2 separate regions of the Homo sapiens genome follow, and region 1 is linked to region 2. A link is a loop called in an ENCODE intact Hi-C map of the cell type or tissue named here. Cell type or tissue: B cell. All regions are shown on one strand. Each heading gives the region's core, and the rest is flanking DNA. Links, peaks and the distances in the headings are about the cores only.

Region 1 (8,325 bases), core at 46-8,045, 540 kb after region 2:
GAATTATGCCAACTGCGAAAAGGCAATCCGCAAGAGTTACGTACTCTATGATGCCATTTACTTATTTATTTTGAGACCTAGTCTCGCTCTGTCACCCAAGCTGGAGTGCAGTGGCATGATCTCGGCTCACTGTAACCTCCGCCTCCTGGGTGCAAGCGATTTTCCTGCCTCAGCTTTCCAAGTAGCTGGGACTACAGGCGTGCACCACCACGCCCAGCTAATTTTTGTATTTTTAGTAGAGACAGGGTTTTACCATGTTGGCCGGGCTGGTCTCGAACTTCTGACCTCAAATGATCCGCCCTCCTTGGCCTCCCAAAGTGCTGGGATTACAGGCGTGAGCCACCGTGCCTGGAAAATTATTTATTTTTAAGATTTGTTAAGTGTAGTCATGAGAAGCGGGAAAGAGTAGAACAAGGAGTTTTATCTGCTGTGACTGAACAATCAATTGAGATAACGCGGCACCTTCGGATCAGCTGATTCCATTTATCTAACATTCTTAAATGGACCCACTTATAGACATGAAGAATAGATTAGCAATTGCCAAGGCTAAAGTAGGGATCAGGGTGGGAGAGAAGTGGGTGAGGCTATAAAAGGACAACAAGAGGGATTCTTGTGGTGATAGAAATATTCTATATCTTGATTATATCAATGCCAATATCCTGGTTGTGATATTGAAGAGGCTAAAGCTGCATTTGGTACAATAAAATACAATTAGCAGCCTATAACCCCAAAGGAGAAAACTGGCCAGTTGTGTATTAAATCTTTGTGTGTTTGCATATGTGACATTTAAATGCTTAATTTATATGCCAACATTTAGCATTTTTCCAAGATGTTACTATTAACGGAAACTGAGTAAAGGGTACATGGGATCTCTCTGGATTACTTTGTACAAATGCAAATAAAAATGTTAATTTAAAAAAACAGAATGAGGCCAGGTACGGTGGTTCATGCCTGTAATCCCAGAGCTTTGGGAGACCAAGGTGGGAGGATCGATTGAGGCCAGGAGTTCAAGACCAGCCTGGCCAACCAGCAAGACCCCATCTCTACAAAAAATTAAAAAATTCAGCTGGGCATGGTGGCGTATGCCTGTAGTCCTAGCTACTGCAGAGGCTGAGGCAGGAAAATCACTTGAGACTGAGAGGTCGAGGCTGCAGTGAGCAATGATGGTGCCACTATACTCTAGCCTGGGCAACAGGGCAAGAGAATGAGGCAGACAGGAGCCCAGCCTGGCAGGAAAGGGAGGTTGTATTAGTCAGGGTTCTCCAGAGAGACAGAGCTAATAGGATAGATGTATATATGCAGGGGAGTTTATTAAGGAGTATTGACTCACACGAACACAAGGTGAAGTCCCACAACAGGCTGTTTTCAAGCTGATTAGCAAAGAAGCCAGCCAGAGTCTCAAAACCTCAAAAGTAGGGAAGCTGACAGCGCAGCTTTTAGTCTGTGGCCGGAGGCCTGAGAGCCCCTGGCAAACCACTGGTGTAAGTCCAAGAGTCCAAAAGCTGAAGAACTTGGAGTCTGATGTTCAAGGGCAGGAAGCATCCAGCACGGGAGAAAGACCATGGAAGGGAGTGAAGGCTGGAAGACTCAGCAAGTCTAGTCCTTCCAAGTTCTTCTGCCTGCTTAATTCTAGCCGTGTTGGCAGCTGATTAGATGGTGCCCACCCAGATTGAGGGTGCGTCTGCCTCTCCCAGGCCACTGATTCAAATGTTAATCTCCTTTGGCCACACCCTCACAGACACACCCAGGAACAATACTTTGCATCCTTCAATCCAATCAAGTTGACACTCAATATTAACTATCACAGAGGGCTTCCAATGCAGTGACAGTTGACATGAGTCCTCAAGGTTAGTTTGCAGGTCACAAGGGAGAGAAGGACAGGAGGCCTGAGGCAGGCAGGACAGCATGTGATAGTGGGCTGTTTGGGTCTTCCTTCCCCAAAGTCATCCTGGGATGGTGAGATCTCCGGCCATTCATTCCATTGCACAGAGGCATTCATGCAGGCTACCTCCCAACTTGTTCATAAAAATGTTAAGTGATGGACAAAATAATGTCTTTACATTTTTCTTAAACGTTTGGTTCCTGCTGCTGCTTATCTGGTAGAGAGGCTCATCAGAGGAGAAAATGAAGGAAGATTCCCTTGTCAAACATCACAACAGAGAGCAAGCATCTTTGTTCAGCCTGTCAGGATCATCTTTCACATTCAATTTAGAAAAATGGCAGATGTTAATGTTTTTCCTGTTAAGAGATAATTTCTTTTTAAAATGTTTGTTTTTTTTTTCCCCTTACTATGCCTAGTCCTGCTTTTTATATGATAACAGCCTAGGAGTGGAAAGAATGAGAGTTTGGGTGACAGAGATCCTTACATTTGAATCTCAATTCCACTTAGAGGCTATGGTCATGACTTAGAGGCTATATTAAGACCACTTAGAGGCTATGGTCATGACCTTGAGTCCGTTTCCCTGAGTTTCACTGCCTCAGACTAATCATACCGAATAGGCCAGTATTGCCAAATCCCAGTGCTAGGATGGGGATTAATGAGAAAACATTTGCCAAAAAACCTAGTATACCTTGTGTAATACCTGACACGTAGTAGGTGCTCAATAAGTGATACTCATTGATTTATTTTTTTATTTTATTTATTTTATTTTTTTGAGACCGAGTCTTACTCTGTCACCCAGGCTAGAGTGCAGAGGCGTGATTTCGACTTACTGCAACCTCTACCTCCTGGGTTCAAATGATTCTCCTGCCTGGGCCTCCCGAGTAGCTGGGATAACAGGCGTGTGCCACCACACCTGGCTAATTTTTATATTTTTAGTAAAGACAGGGTTTCACCATGTTGGCCAGGCTGGTCTTGAACTCCTGACCTCAGGTGATCCGCCTGCCTCAGCCTCCCAAAGTGCTGAGATTACAGTTGTGAGCCACCACGCCTGGTCAATAAGTGATACTCATTGTTAATAACAATTCTAGTTCATCTAAGGATTTAAAGCTGTGTACCTTTCATAGTGTTCTACAAACAGCTTCCTGATTTCCAGCAGCTTTGCTTATATCAGCCAGGATAGTCTAGGTTATGCTGCAGTAAAAAACAAGCCCCTAGGCTGGGCACGGTGGCTCACGCCTGTAATCCCAGCACTTTGGGAGGCCGAGGCGGGCGGATCACCTGAGGTCAGGAGTTTGAGACCAGCCTGACCAACGTGGTGAACCCCTGTCTCTATTAAAAATTCAAAATTAGCCGGGCATGGTGGTGCATGCCTGTAGTCCTAGCTAGTTGGGAGGCTGAGGCAGGAGAATCGCTTGAACCTGGGAGGTGGAGCTTGCAGTGAGCCAAGATCGCGCCATTGCACTCCAGCCTGGGCTACTAGAGCGAAACTCTGTCTCAAAAAACAAAACAAAACTAAACAAAACAAAAAAACAAACCAAACAAACAAACAAAAACCACCAAAAAGCAAGCCCCCGATCTCAGTGGTTCACAACAGCAAAGGCTACTTCTTGCTCACGCTACATGTCCATCATGGGGCAGGTGCCTCTCTGCTCCGGTTGTCTTCCCTCCTGGACTCAGTATCATGGAGCAACCACTTTCTGGAAGATTGCTGGTTGCCACAGTAGAGGAAAAGGGTCTTATATCAGCATTCATTGCTGTGGCTTAGAAATGACACATATTATTTCCATTCAAAACTCTTTTGTCCAGAACTGGTTACATATTCCCACCCAACCATAAGGAGACCAGGAAGAATAATCCCACTGTGCATCTGGAAAGGGGAAAAGCCAGACAAATGTGGCCAACAGCCCCAGTGACTACCACCACAGTGCTTTTGAAAACCACTGCCCAGAGCCAGAAGGATGGAGGATCAGCATGGCGGTAGGAGGAAGGGAGAAGCCAGAGGGGAATGAGGAGGAGCCGGGGTGCCTGGTATGGAGGGCCATCCATCCTTGGTCAATGTGCAGGGCTGGGGCCAGAGGAAGGCTGGGCGCCTTTCTCATCTGGACCCAGACCCAGACAGACCCCGGGGCCATTCCGTTCTGCAGGCAAACAAGCCAGTCCCGCTAGAATGTGGCAGTCACAGGCTTTCAACATGGAAGGTGGAGCTGCCTGGACGCTGTGTTTTTTTTCTGTTTGTTTTTTTGAGACGGAGTCTTGCTCTGTCACCCAGGCTGGAGTGCAGTGGCATGATCTGGGCTGATTGCGCCTCGGCAAAATCTCGGCTGACTTGCCTCCCGGGTTCAAGCGATTCTCCTGCTTCAGCCTCCCGAGTAGTTGAGATTACAGGCGCGCACCACCACGCCCGGCTAATTTCTGTATTTTTAGTACAGACGGGGTTTCATCATGTTGGCCACGCTGGTCCTGACCTCAAGCGATCCGCCCGCCCAGGCCTCCCAAAGTGCTGGGATTACAGGAATAAGCCACCGCGCCCGGCCAGACGCTGTGTTTTCCTGGCACTCCACTTCATGAGCAAAACTGTCACAGAGTAGTATTTCCCTGGCTCCACCCCTCCGGCGCTGCTGGATTCCTGAACCTATTCACTTCTTCTGAAGTGCTCTCAACTTGGCCTCCCTGGCTCCTTCCTGGTGCAGACATTTACTCTTCCTGCTCCGGCTTTGTGCCTCTGTAAAACTGCTGACGTCACCAGCAGCGGCTCCGACCGCCTGTCCTCCAAGGTCCCGGGCTGCGGCTGCGCAGCGCCGACAGCACGATGCGTGTGCCGACAGCGCCACCTCCTGGCTCTGCCGAGGCTGTTGGCAACACGCAGGGCTCGCAGTGCGCCCGCTTTTCTACTGCAGCCCTCAAAATTCAGCACGAGGCTTGGCTAGGGGAGCTTGAGTGGCTGACACTGTGGTCTGGTTAGTTTCCATTCTGACCCATGCTAGCCGTCTTTCAGATTCTAGAACTCAGTTCTTCTCCGGACCTCCCTCCCAGCCACAAGTCTTTGAATATGCGGCCTGCAGCTGGGCTCCCCTCATCCCCGCTCTTCTCCCCAACCTTCTTCATCATCCCTTGGCCGATCTTGAAGACTTAGCGGAGGCAGGGCGCAATGGCTTACGCCTGTAATCCCAGCACTTAGGGAGGCCGAGGCGGGAGCATCACTTGAGGTCAGGAGTTTGAGACCAGTCTGGCCAACATGGTGGAACTTTGTCTCTACTAAAAATACAAAAATTAGCTGGGCGTGGTGGCGGGCACCTGTACTCCCAGCTACTGGGGAGGTTGAGGTAGGAGAATCGCTTGTACCCGGGAGGCAGAGGTTGCTGTGAGCCAGGATTGAGCCACTGCACTCCAGCCTGGGCAACAGAGCGAGATCCTGTCTCAAAGGAAAAAAAAAGTCTTAGCTGAAACGTCACTTCCTCGACTCCTCAAATTTAGTCAAGCCCCCGTGCTATGAGATCTCTCCCCTTCTTGCTGGACGGGTTGGCAATGCTGGAGGATCTTGAAAGAGGAACACTCATGGGTCAAGAGCATTTCCTAACAGCGAACAGAGGTTTCAGAATCCTCATGAGCATCGGTGTCTCCTTGCTGGGACGCTGCTCACACACTTTGTGATCCTCAGAGGTGAGATGCAGGCCTATTAAACACGCTGGCCTTGGTGAGAAAGCCTCTGTGGGTTTCCTGTTTATCCCAATAAGCTGATTCAGGAAAGGAGACATCTCCTTCCTTCTCTGTTTGCCATGGAGGACTCACACCTTTCTTGTCCCCAGGACAGTGGACATCTGTTTGCCAATGCAGACCTCGTGCTCACTGGAGGCTGGAGAAGGCACGCTCAAGAAACGTTCAAGGCATGACAGCTACCCAGAAGGCCTCTAGTGCCCCAAGAGCTGCTCATCAGCCCCATTTTCTTCCTAATATTATTTAAAAATTTAAAGAAATTCAGTGAAAGTGTAAGCATACAGGCATAGGTAGTAGGTAAACTAGAATTCACTCTTGCTGGGGGAATACCACCCAGGGTTTGAAAAGATACAGAAGGCAAAAGAAACTGCATTTAGTATAATAAAATACAATTAGGCAGAGCACGGTGGCTCATGCCTGTAATTCCAGCACTTTGGGAGGCCGAGGAAGGCGGATTACCTGAGCTCTGGAGTTTGAGACCAGCCTGGGCAACATGGTGAAACCCCGTCTCTACAAACATACAACAATTAGTGAGTCTTGGTGGTACATGCCAGTCATCCCAGTTATTTGCTGGGCTGGGCTGGGATGGGAGGACTGTTTGGGCTCAGGAGGTCAAGGCTGCAATGAGCTGTGTTCACGCCACTGCACTCCAGCCTGGGTGACAAAGCAAGACCATGTCTAGAAAAAATAAAAAAATTAGCAGCCTATAATTCCAAAGCAGAAAACCAGCTGGCTGGCTATGCACTAAATCTGACCAGCCATTGTGTGTAAGGCGTGTGTGTGCAAATGTGTGTTTGCATGTATATCGTTTAAATAGTTACTTTATTTACCAACATTTACATTTAAGGAAATTTCACATCAAATAATCTATAATTCTAGAATCTTCTTAAACATGAGGTGGGCAACATGAGACCCCCACTTCTATCAGTATCCATCCTGACTGGACCCAAGTGGACAGCTTGAGTTTCCAGTTCAATCCAGTTCCTGCCTGGCCTCTGCTGGCCTCTGGGTTTGCAATCCCAACTCCCTACCACCGCCACTACTGCTGAGAGCATCCCCTCTACAGTACTCAGAACCTCACTGGCTGCCTGCAACCCTGGGGGATCAGCAGAAGAGACTCTAAGCCCATCTATCAGGTAAAAAACCTGAGGCCCAGAGAGGGAAAGTGACTTACCTAGGGACACACAGCTCTTAGTAAACAGAGTGGAGGCCAACTCCACTCCAACTCAGTCTCATTCCCACTCTGAGATTTAAGAAAAAAAAATGTGATTTTAAAAATCCCAAAGTTGTTTCCTTCCTCCCTCCCTCCCTCCCTTCCTCCCTCTCCCTCCTTTCCTTCCTCCCTCTCCCTCCTTTCCTTCCTTCCTCTCCCTCCTTTCCTCCCTTCCTCTCCCTCCTTTCCTCCCTTCCTCTCCCTCCTTTCATTCCTTCCTCTCCCTCCTTTTCTTCCTTCCTCTCCCTCCTTTTCTTCCTTCCTCTCCCTCCTTTTCTTCCTTCCTCTCCCTCCTTTTCTTCCTTCCTCTCCCTCCTTTTCTTCCTTCCTCTCCCTCCTTTTCTTCCTTCCTCTCCCTCCTTTTCTTCCTTCCTCTCCCTCCTTTCCTCCCTTCCTCTCCCTCCTTTTCTTCCTTCCTCTCCCTCCTTTTCTTCCTTCCTCTCCCTCCTTTCCTTCCTTCCTCTCCCTCCTTTCCTTCCTTCCTCTCCCTCCTTTCCTTCCTTCCTTCCTCCCTCCCTCCCTCCCTCTCTCCCTCCATTCCCCTTCCTTCCCTCCCTCCCTTGCCCTCCCTCCCTCCCTTCTTTCCTTCCTTCCTTTGTTTCTTCCTTCCTTCTTCCCTTCCTCCCTCTCTCTCCTTCCTTCCTCTCTTTCTCTCTCTCTCTCTCTCTTTCTTTTTCCCCCTCTCTCTCTTTCTTTCTTTCTTTTGACAGGGTCTCAGTCCTCACTCTGTCACCAAGGCTAGAGAACAGCAGTGTGATCATGGCTCACTGTAGCTTCTACCTCCTCGGGTTGAAGGGAGCCTCCCACCTCAGCTTCCCCAGTAGCTGGAACCACAGTCACGAGCCACAATGCCTGGCTAATTTTTTGTATTTTTTGTAGAGATGGGGTTTCACGTTGTTGCCCAGGCTGGTCTCAAACTCCTGGGCTCAAGCAGTCCTCTTGCCTTGGCCTCCGGAAGTGCTGGGATTACAGCCATGAGCCACCGCGCCCGGCCAATCGCAAAGTTTCTAAAGTAGGAAATGGGATTCTATTCCATCCCCAACTAATTGTCCCCAACCACTGGTAGCAGCCTGGCTTGTCTCTGCTTCGACAAACACAGAGGTCTAAGCTCACACTCTCAAAGTTACACTCACATGTCTACAGTTTGGCTTTCTCTCTTTTACTTTTTTTAAAATTTATTTTCTATTTGTTTTCCCCATGACATAGCTCCAGGAGATCCTGAGAACATGTCCCCTACAGTTTGGCTTTTAATCTTATGATTGCAAAGCTGGGATCATGCTGCAAACACCACTCTGCAACGTATCCTTCCCACCAACCCAGCGCCCACACAACCCCCTCAGTGTGGGCCATCTTTCCCTTTCAGGACACACAGCACAGTCCCTTTCTTCCCTCATCACCTCACAGGCCTGAACAGAGGGCCAGAGAGGTGGAGTCCTGCAATTTACCTGCTCAGTCTCCCATCACAGGACCCTGGACAAGTCACTCCTCTCTCAGAGCCTCAGTTTCCCTGCAGGAA
Region 2 (8,325 bases), core at 109-8,108:
AGTCATGTCGAGGGTCATCCCACAAGAGCTTAGGTCCCGAAGCTAGTGGAGTTCTAGCATTGCCACCATGGGACGTTGACCTTGGCAAGTCCCCTCTTTTCTCTGAGCCTTGTTTTTTTTTTTTTTTTTCTGAGATGGAGTCTTGCTCTGTCGCCCAGGCCAGAGTGCAGTGGCGCGATCTCGGCTCACTGCAACCTCTGCCTCCCGTGTTCAAGCAATTCTCCTGCCTCAGCCTCCCGAGAAGCTGGGATTACAGATGCCCGCCACCACACCCAGCTAATTTTTGTATTTTTAGTAGAGATGGGGTTTCACCATGTTGGCCAGGCTGGTCTCAAATTCCCGACCTCATGATCTGCTCACCTCGGCCTCCCAAAGTGCTGGGATTACAGGCGTGAGCCACTGTGCCCGGCCCTGAGCCTTGATGTTTTCATCTGTAAAATGGGACAGTAACAGCCTCTCCTTGGCAGGGCTGTTTTGAGAATCAAGGCTGGCAGTGGTGTGAATGTTTTATGGAAAAGAATCATGCCTGTGTCGCTGGGTGTTACGGCGCTACCTGTGTCTCCAGCTGCCTGAGCAGAGAGAGCCCGTGGGGCCCCTTGGTCTGTCACACAAGCCCAGGGTTCCAGGCTCAATTTAGGATAATCCAGAATAATGCTACCAACTGGCTGCAGATCAGAGGTCAAATTCCTTTTTCTGGGCCCCTCTTTCCTCCCAGCTCCACTGGGACGCTGCCTCCAGGGGACTTCTCACAGCTGTCTGGACCAGACCTGCCTGGGAGGAACAGGGTGAGCGGGGACAGGAAGGCCTCGGACTTTTCCCAGGCTGAAGACCTCCAAGAAGCCACTCTCCCATTCCTCCGCTCCAGCTGGGCAGGCTTCTGATGTGGCTTTCCCAGACCCTGCTGGCCCCTGTCTGCAGCGGATACACACAGAGGAACAGCGCTCAAGAGGGGGAGGGAAGGGCCTTTGAATAGGAGGACTCATGAGGGCTCCAGGCCTGCACACACCCTGTCAGCTTGGGGTGCAGGTTGCAGATCTCTCAGGCAATGCCAGGCCTCAGTTTCCTCACCTGGAAAATGGGTTTGGACTGGATGACTTCACCCAGGATGCCCAGTGCTAGACACTAGAACAGACCGAGCAGCCCAGGACCTTCCCCCAAGTTCGCTCCCTGGACCCCTTTCACCTCTGCAAGATAGGGGCCATTCCCTACCTCTGGCCTCAGTCTCCACCTCTGTAAAATGGGCTGGCTGAACTGGAAGATCCCGGAGGGTCCTTTCCTCTCTGCCATTCTGTTGTAGCTGGAAAAGGAAAACGGGGTAGTGCTGGGAAGGAAAGAACATTTAGTGAGCTGCAACTGTATACCGGGTGTTTTTATACGTTATCTCAGTTCTCTGTGCCTTATTTTCCTATTGCTTCTGTAACAACTTACTATAAACTTGGTAAATTAAAACAACACACATTTATCACCTTATAATTCTAGAGGTCAGAAGTCCAAAACTAGTGTCACTGTGTTAAAGGCGTCAGCAGGGCTGGTTTTCCTTGTCTTTCAAGATAGAATCAATGCTCTCTTCATTCCCACATCACATGGTCTTTTCTCCCGTTTCCTCAGTCTCATCTCTTTCTCTCTCTTTTTTTTTTTTTTTTTTTGAGATGGAGTTTTGCTCTTGTTGCCCAGGCTGGAGTACAGTGGTGCTATCTCGGCTCACTGCAACCTCCCCTTCCTGGGTTCAAGTGATTCTCCTGCTGAAGCCTCCCAAGTAGTTGGGATTACAGGTGCATGCCACCACACCCAGCTAATTTTTGTATTTTTAGTAGAGACAGAGTTTCACCATGTTGGTCAGGCTGGTCTCGAACTCCTGACCTCAGGTGATCTCTCTGCCTTGGCTTCCCAAACTGTTGGGATTATAGGCATGAGCCACCATGCCTGGTCATCTCATCTCTTTCTTCCTACTGCCACATGCCTGCCTCCCTCATAGAAGGATCCTTGTGGGGACATTAGGCTCACCTGACCAATCCAGGATAATGTCCCTATCTCCAGATCCTTAACTTAATTACATCTGCAGAATTCCCTTTGCTGGATAAGGTACGATTCACAGGTATTTGGGGGATTAGGACGTGGGTATCTTTGGAGGACTCTCACTCAGCTTGCCACATCCGTTCACACAAGGCTGTCATGGAGCTCAGCTTCCAACCCCAGTGCCTGTGACTTTGTAGCTGTGTGGCCTTGGGCAATGACCTAACTTCCTTGGCTCTCAGTCTCCTCATCCATAAAACAGAGGTAATGATGAGGATTATTAAGACAGTGCAGGGGCCAAGCACAGTGGCTCACACCTGTAATCCCAGAACTTTGGGAGGCCGAGGCGGGTGGATCACCTAAGATCAGGAGTTGGAGACCAGCCTGACCAACATGGAGAAACCCCGTCTCTACTAAAAAAACAAAAATTAGCCAGGTATGGTGGCAGGTGCCTGTAATCCCAGCTACTTGGGAGGCTGAGGCAGGAGAATCATTTGAACCTGCGAGTTGGAGGTTGTGGTGAGCCGAGATGTACCATTGCACTCCAGCCTGGGCAACAAGAGCGAAACTCCATCTCAAAAAAAAAAAGAGTGCAGAGGACTCTCTGAACACGGGGTCTGCTGCTGCTGCTGAGTGAATGTATACAGTGATAGTAACGCTGATAATGAATCACCCTTGTTTATTGCAGCTACTCGTACCAGACACTGAGCTGAGTGTTGAGTTTATGTAGGTGAGCCACGTTGACATGAGCCTGGCCCTCGTGGAACGTACTAGAGAACCAGGAAGACAGACTTAGAATAAATAGTCACACAAATCATTAGGGAATTATCAGAGCAGCCCAAAGCCACACAGCTGGGAAGAGGAGAAGTGGGTGGGATTCACACCCAAGTCTGTCTGATTCCCAAGCCCTTATTTTTCCATGATACTCCCAGCCTCTTGAGGCTGGTGGAGGCCAAGCCGAGGACCAGAGATGGGAAATGACTTGCCAAAGGTCACACAGTGAGAGAACAGTCCATTGCAGACCCAGATCTCTGGGCATCCTGCCTAAGGCTCCTCCCAGAGGAGATTCTGAGACGTAATACTAAATTACAAAGTAACACTAATAACTAGTGTGGCAGCTAATGCTGTGGAAGCTTGCTCTGTGCCCGGAGGCAGAATGGACATTTTACGTGCCCAGTATCATTCAGTTTCCACGATGCACAGGAGAAGAGACTTGGTACCCTATTTCACAGAGAAAGAACCTGAAGTCTCAAAGGGGTGCTATGAAATGCCTAGGGTCACCAGCGAACTAACTGCTAAGCAGAGAGCCAGGATGTTCTCTAAGAGCAGGGCCTGGCTCAGAACTCCCCAGTTCAAATTTGTCTGACCCCCACCCCTGTCCCTAACTCCTGCACATCCTGCCTGCGCCCACTGGCAGATCTTCAGGGGCTCCTGCCAGTGGGAGGAGGGAGGTGGCTGTGGTCCTTAGGGTGTAATCCCACAGGTGGAATTCCTCCTGAGGTCAGCCTGCAGGGAGACGGGTGACACGCTGGTGCCATCTAGTGGCCTTAAAGAGACATGCTGCTTCCCCCGGGAGCCGCAAGGTACCCCACAGAGATGCAGGGAGATAGTAATACATAAGGTCCTCATCCTCCACCCAGCTGGACCCCGGTAGCAAACTGACAAAGCTGAGCTAAAAGTGTTCGAAATGATCCTCCTCATTTTGCAGCTGAGGAAACAGAGGTTCAGAGAGGAGACCGACACACCCCAGCCCAGTCAGGGGCAGACGCAGGTGGCTGGAGGGACTGGCAGGGAGGTGGGGCTTGCCCTGAGCCTTAGCAGGGAGTCTGTCCAGCCACTGGGAGGCCAGGACAAGACAAGTGAGCTCTTCGTGGAGACTCCAGTTTTGGTCTGGGGATGGGTAGGGGGCACTGGCCTGGGACAAGGAGGAGGGTATGGCTAGTAGGAGCTGGATTATGGGCCAGTGCCTGAGGAAGGGAGGAAGAAGGCTGGTAAGAGACAGAGTGTCCTGGATGATCACCAAGGCTCCTCCGTAGAGAAATCCCATGATCTAAGGCCAAACATGGCTGGAGAAACCCCAGGATTCTTAGAAACAAACATGGCTAATGAAATTCCATCATTCTAAGGGACAAACATGGCTGGAGAAATCCCAAGATTCTAAGAGGCATAGGAACTTGATACATTGTTCATTCCATCAACAAACCATCACTGACCATGCACTCTGGGCCTTCCCCATAAGGGACGCTCAAGACCCACAGACCAACCAGATCTGGTCCCTGCTCTGCCGGATTCCACAGCCCAGTGGGGCAAATAAACAGATGACAGACTCTCAGAACCGGACAAGATAAATTCAAGTGGCCCCCCAGAGGGCCATAGGCTCTGCAGCCAGACAGATCTAGCTGATGATGTTAGCAAAAATAGCGGAAGGGCCGAGCGTGGTAGTGCACATCTGTAGTCCCAGCTACTCCGCAGGAGGATTACCTGAGCCCAAGAGTCAGAGGCTGTAGTGTGCCATGATCACACAGGTGAATAGCCACTGCACTCCAGCCTGGGCAACATAGCAAGATCCTATCTCTCTTTTGTTTTGTTTTGTTTTTGAGACGGAGTCTTGCTCTGTCGCCCAGGCTGGAGTGCAGTGGCGTGACCTTGGCTCACTGCAAGCTCCGCCTCCCGGGTTCACGCCATTCTCCTGCCTCAGCCTCCCAAGTAGCTGGGACTACAGGCACCCGCCACCACGCCTGGCTAATTTTTTGTATTTTTAGTAGAGACGGGGTTTCACCGTGTTGCCCAGGCTGGTCTCGAACTCCTGACCTCAGGTGATCCGCCCACCTCAGTCTCCCAAAGTGCTGGGATTACAGGCGTGAGCCACCGTGCCCGGCCCAATCCTATCTCTGCAAAAAAATTGTGGAGTGGCTAACATTTATTGAGTGCCTACTATATGCCAGGCACTAGTATAAGCACTTTTGATTAGCTAATTTAGTGAAACCCAGACTTTCTCTGACTAGCCATGTGACTTTTGGTAAATTACTTAGCCTCTCCAACCCTCCAGATTCTCGTCTGTAAAACAGGAGCCACGTGCCTACCTTGCTAGGCTATTGTGAGGTTAAAACGAAGTTTTGTGTGTGGGTGTGTGTGTGTATTTGTGTGTTACCTGGAATATAGTAAGTGCTCTATAGATGGTAGCCACCATTGAAATAGTAAGTGCTGTAATGCAGGAATGCCGAAGAGTTCCCACGATCTCATGCCTATCTGGAATTATCCTTTCTTTTTCTTTTCTTTTTTTTTTTTTTTGAGACGGAGTCTTGCTCTGTTGACCAGGCTAGAGTGCAATGGTGTGATCTCGGCTCACTACAACCTCCACCTCCCAGGTTCAAATGATTCTCCTGCCTCAACCTCCTGAGTAGCTGGGATTATAGGCATCTGCCACCACGCCCTGCTAATTTTTTATATTTTTTAGTAGAGATGGGGTTTCGCCATGTTTGGCCAGGCTGGTCTTGAACTTTTGACCTCAGGTGATCCACCCACCTCAGCCTCCCAAAGTGCTGGGATTACAGGCCTAAGCCATTGCGCCCGGCCCTTTTGGTGTTATCTTAGGGATGGGGGTAGTTGCATCTGAGGTCAGGGAGAGGAGGGAAGGGGAAAGCTCCCTGGAAAGGAGTGGAGACTTGGCCAGGACCTGGAAAGGGCAGGAGCCACCGCCCTCTTCCCCTCCTCTGCCCCTCCCCACCTTCTGCTCAGCTCCCCCTTCCCCTCTGGGGCACACCTCATCCCCTCCATTCGTATACCTGTTGCCCTGGGCCTGACCTCACCATCCCTTGCTTGGCCTTGTGTTTCCACTGGCCTCCCTGCCTCCACTCCTTCCTCCCTGTACCCAGAGGAAACTCCTACCACCAAATCTGTCCGTCCCTGCCTCCTCCGGCCCTCCTGCTCATTGATCCCACCCCACAGGAAAGCCCACTCAACTGTGACGGGCAAGGCCCACCCCATTCATTACATGAGTCTGTTTCCCCATCTCCTTCCTTGCGTCCACAGAGACCAGAGTTCCAGCCACCTGGAACTACATGGAGCTACCTGCTGTCCCCTGCAGACCCTGTGCTCCCTCCAGCCCCTATTGGCCGCCTAGAAGTTTCTCTGCCCACTCATCTCTCCAGATGGCTGTGCCACTCCCGGGGAAGCCTTCCCAGGCACCCCTCCCCTGCGGGGTCAGGAAGATCACCCTCCTCCCCCTTTCTCTCCCCCCCGCTGTGTTCCCAGACCCTGTCCAGGGTGTTCCAATGCTTGTCTTATGTGCCCATCTCCCATACTAGATCATTGCCTTCCATTAGGTGACACCACTGCTAGGAAATGCTTCAGATAGTGCCTCCCTCCATGTTAGGCCTCACAGTTATAACTCGGGCCAGGTCTTTGTCATCTTTGCGTGCCACTGTTGAATCGTGATGATGACACTCACATTTCTGAGCACTTGGTGCACCAGGCACTGCACTATGGACTTCACTCAAAGTATCTCCCTTAATCCCTCCAACCCCATAGGTGGTAGGACCTGTTATTATCCCCTTTTTTAGATGAGGAAACTGAGGTCAAAGAGGGTGGCCAAGAGGCATTAAAACCAGGCAGGCCAGATCCAGGGGCCACCACATTGCCACCTCTCTGAGTGTGCCTATGCTGTTCCACTGCCTGCAACACCCTCTTTCACTGCCTGGCCCCTGGTGGGCTCGTTTCACCCTCGGGCCTCAATCCCAAAGCCCCCTCCTTGGAGAAGCCTTTTCTATAACACCCTGTTATACAGCATCATGCCACTCTGTCTGTTTGCTTTGTAGAATATGTCTCAAGGTATTTCTTTGAGTTTGCTGTCTGTTGTTCTTTTGTACTCAACGTGCACGCACACACACAGCCACAAACACACATAGTCGTACTTGACTGTGAGAGCAATCACCGTGATTTCGCTTACTGCTGCATCCCTAAAGCAAAACAGAGTTTAGCCAGCCTCCCAGAGGGTCCCCAGAGATCCTGGCTTCTTGGTATGCACACCTTTGTGGAGTCCGCTTCCACGCTGAGCAGAGGACCTGTGCTACTGAGAGGACACTGTGTAAATGCCAAAGTGAGACCTCTGAGGCTGGGTCATGAAAGATATTGCACTTCCTCCTTGGCTCTCTTGGACCACTTGCTCTGGGAGAATACAGCTGCCATGTTGGGAAGACACTCAAGCAGCATTGTGGAGAGATCCACATGGTGAGGGACTGAGGCCTCTGGCCCACAGCCAGCATGACCTGGCCAGCCTTGTGAGGGAGCCACCTTGGAAGTGGATCCTCTCTCCTGTCCAGCCTTAGATGACTGCAGCCCTGACCAACATCCTGCCCACAACTTCATGAGGGATCCTGAGCCAGAACCACCCAGCCAAGCCAGTCCCAAATTCCTGATCCTCACACCTTGTGTGCAAGAAGAAATGCTGATTGTTTTAAGCCACTACGTTTTGGAGTACCTTGTTATGGAGCAAAATTGAATCCAACACTTTCTAAGTAGTTGTTGTATAAAGAGGTGGAGAGATGGATGCTGAATGAGAATAACAATGATTCTCACTCCCTGAGCCCTCTCTGTGTGCTAGGCATAGTGCTAAGTACTTTACATGTGAAACCGTCACACAGCCTTATGAGAAGGCTGCTACCCTCTACCCATTTTATAGATGGAGAAATAGGAACAGTGAGGTTAAATTACTCACCCAACATCCCACCAGCAGTCCTGGGGCTTTGCACCCTGGCAGATTGGGACCAGAGGCTTCACTGCCACATGGCACTGTCTGGGTGTCTCTTGACTCTTCCCAGACCCCCTCTCAGGCTCACTGGGGGCCTGGAAGAGCTCACTGTCACAGTCCGCGTGGCATGCATGCCCTGCAGAGCTAGGAATGCATGGCTCATGGCCTGGTGCCAGTGCCTCTTGTCCCACTGCTGGGAACACTGCCCTGTCACCTACCGGTAGAAGCCAGTTGGACAGAGCAGAAGGAAGAGGATGGCTTCTGTCCAGCCACACCCCATGGGACCAAGTGGCTGTAGGGGCAGGAGTGGGGGTCAGAGAGCTCAGATTCCAGCCGGCTCGTCATGCTGGTCTCCTTAGCAAACCTCCTAAGGTTACACACCCCAGGGTTCTGGCTGGACTCAGAGCCTTCGTCCTCTGGATCTGAAATGATATGGTTGGGACAGAGCTGGAAGTAACAACGGAAAACCCTGAGCCCTTCTTGTCCTCTGAGCAACGGAGGCTAAAAGGATGTTGGGGCCCAGGGAGCATGTAGCACTCAGGCCCACACCATCGTGAGAAGAT

What was found. Peaks named below come from ENCODE experiments on the same cell type or tissue, not always from the same donor. Only the 100,000 strongest peaks of a DNase experiment are listed, where the experiment ranks them.
Region 1: it touches region 2 in a loop (5-fold over the local background); 10 of 110 quality-filtered maps call a loop at or near these places.

Annotation. Positions count from the first base shown.
Region 1 is chr22:36,119,458-36,127,782 of GRCh38, forward strand. No RefSeq gene overlaps it. Among named protein-coding and RNA genes, the nearest start is that of APOL3, 37 kb to the right of the region's middle. RefSeq lists an enhancer at 4,544-4,838 and a silencer at 4,779-4,848. In B cell, for the core only: CTCF peaks have their summits at 4,718 (motif pointing left) and 4,917; DNase peaks (open chromatin) are centred at 4,154 and 4,664; H3K4me3 peaks cover 529 bases; H3K27me3 peaks cover 384 bases.
Region 2 is chr22:35,579,691-35,588,015 of GRCh38, forward strand. LOC107985590 (a long non-coding RNA gene) reads right to left here. Exons shown (of 5, transcript XR_007068163.1): 2 at 8,038-8,184; 3 at 7,730-7,976; 4 at 1,210-1,321. Among named protein-coding and RNA genes, the nearest start is that of MB, 33 kb to the right of the region's middle. RefSeq lists enhancers at 846-1,345, 3,320-3,821 and a silencer at 3,561-3,640. In B cell, for the core only: CTCF peaks have their summits at 3,553 (motif pointing left) and 3,755; a DNase peak (open chromatin) is centred at 3,541.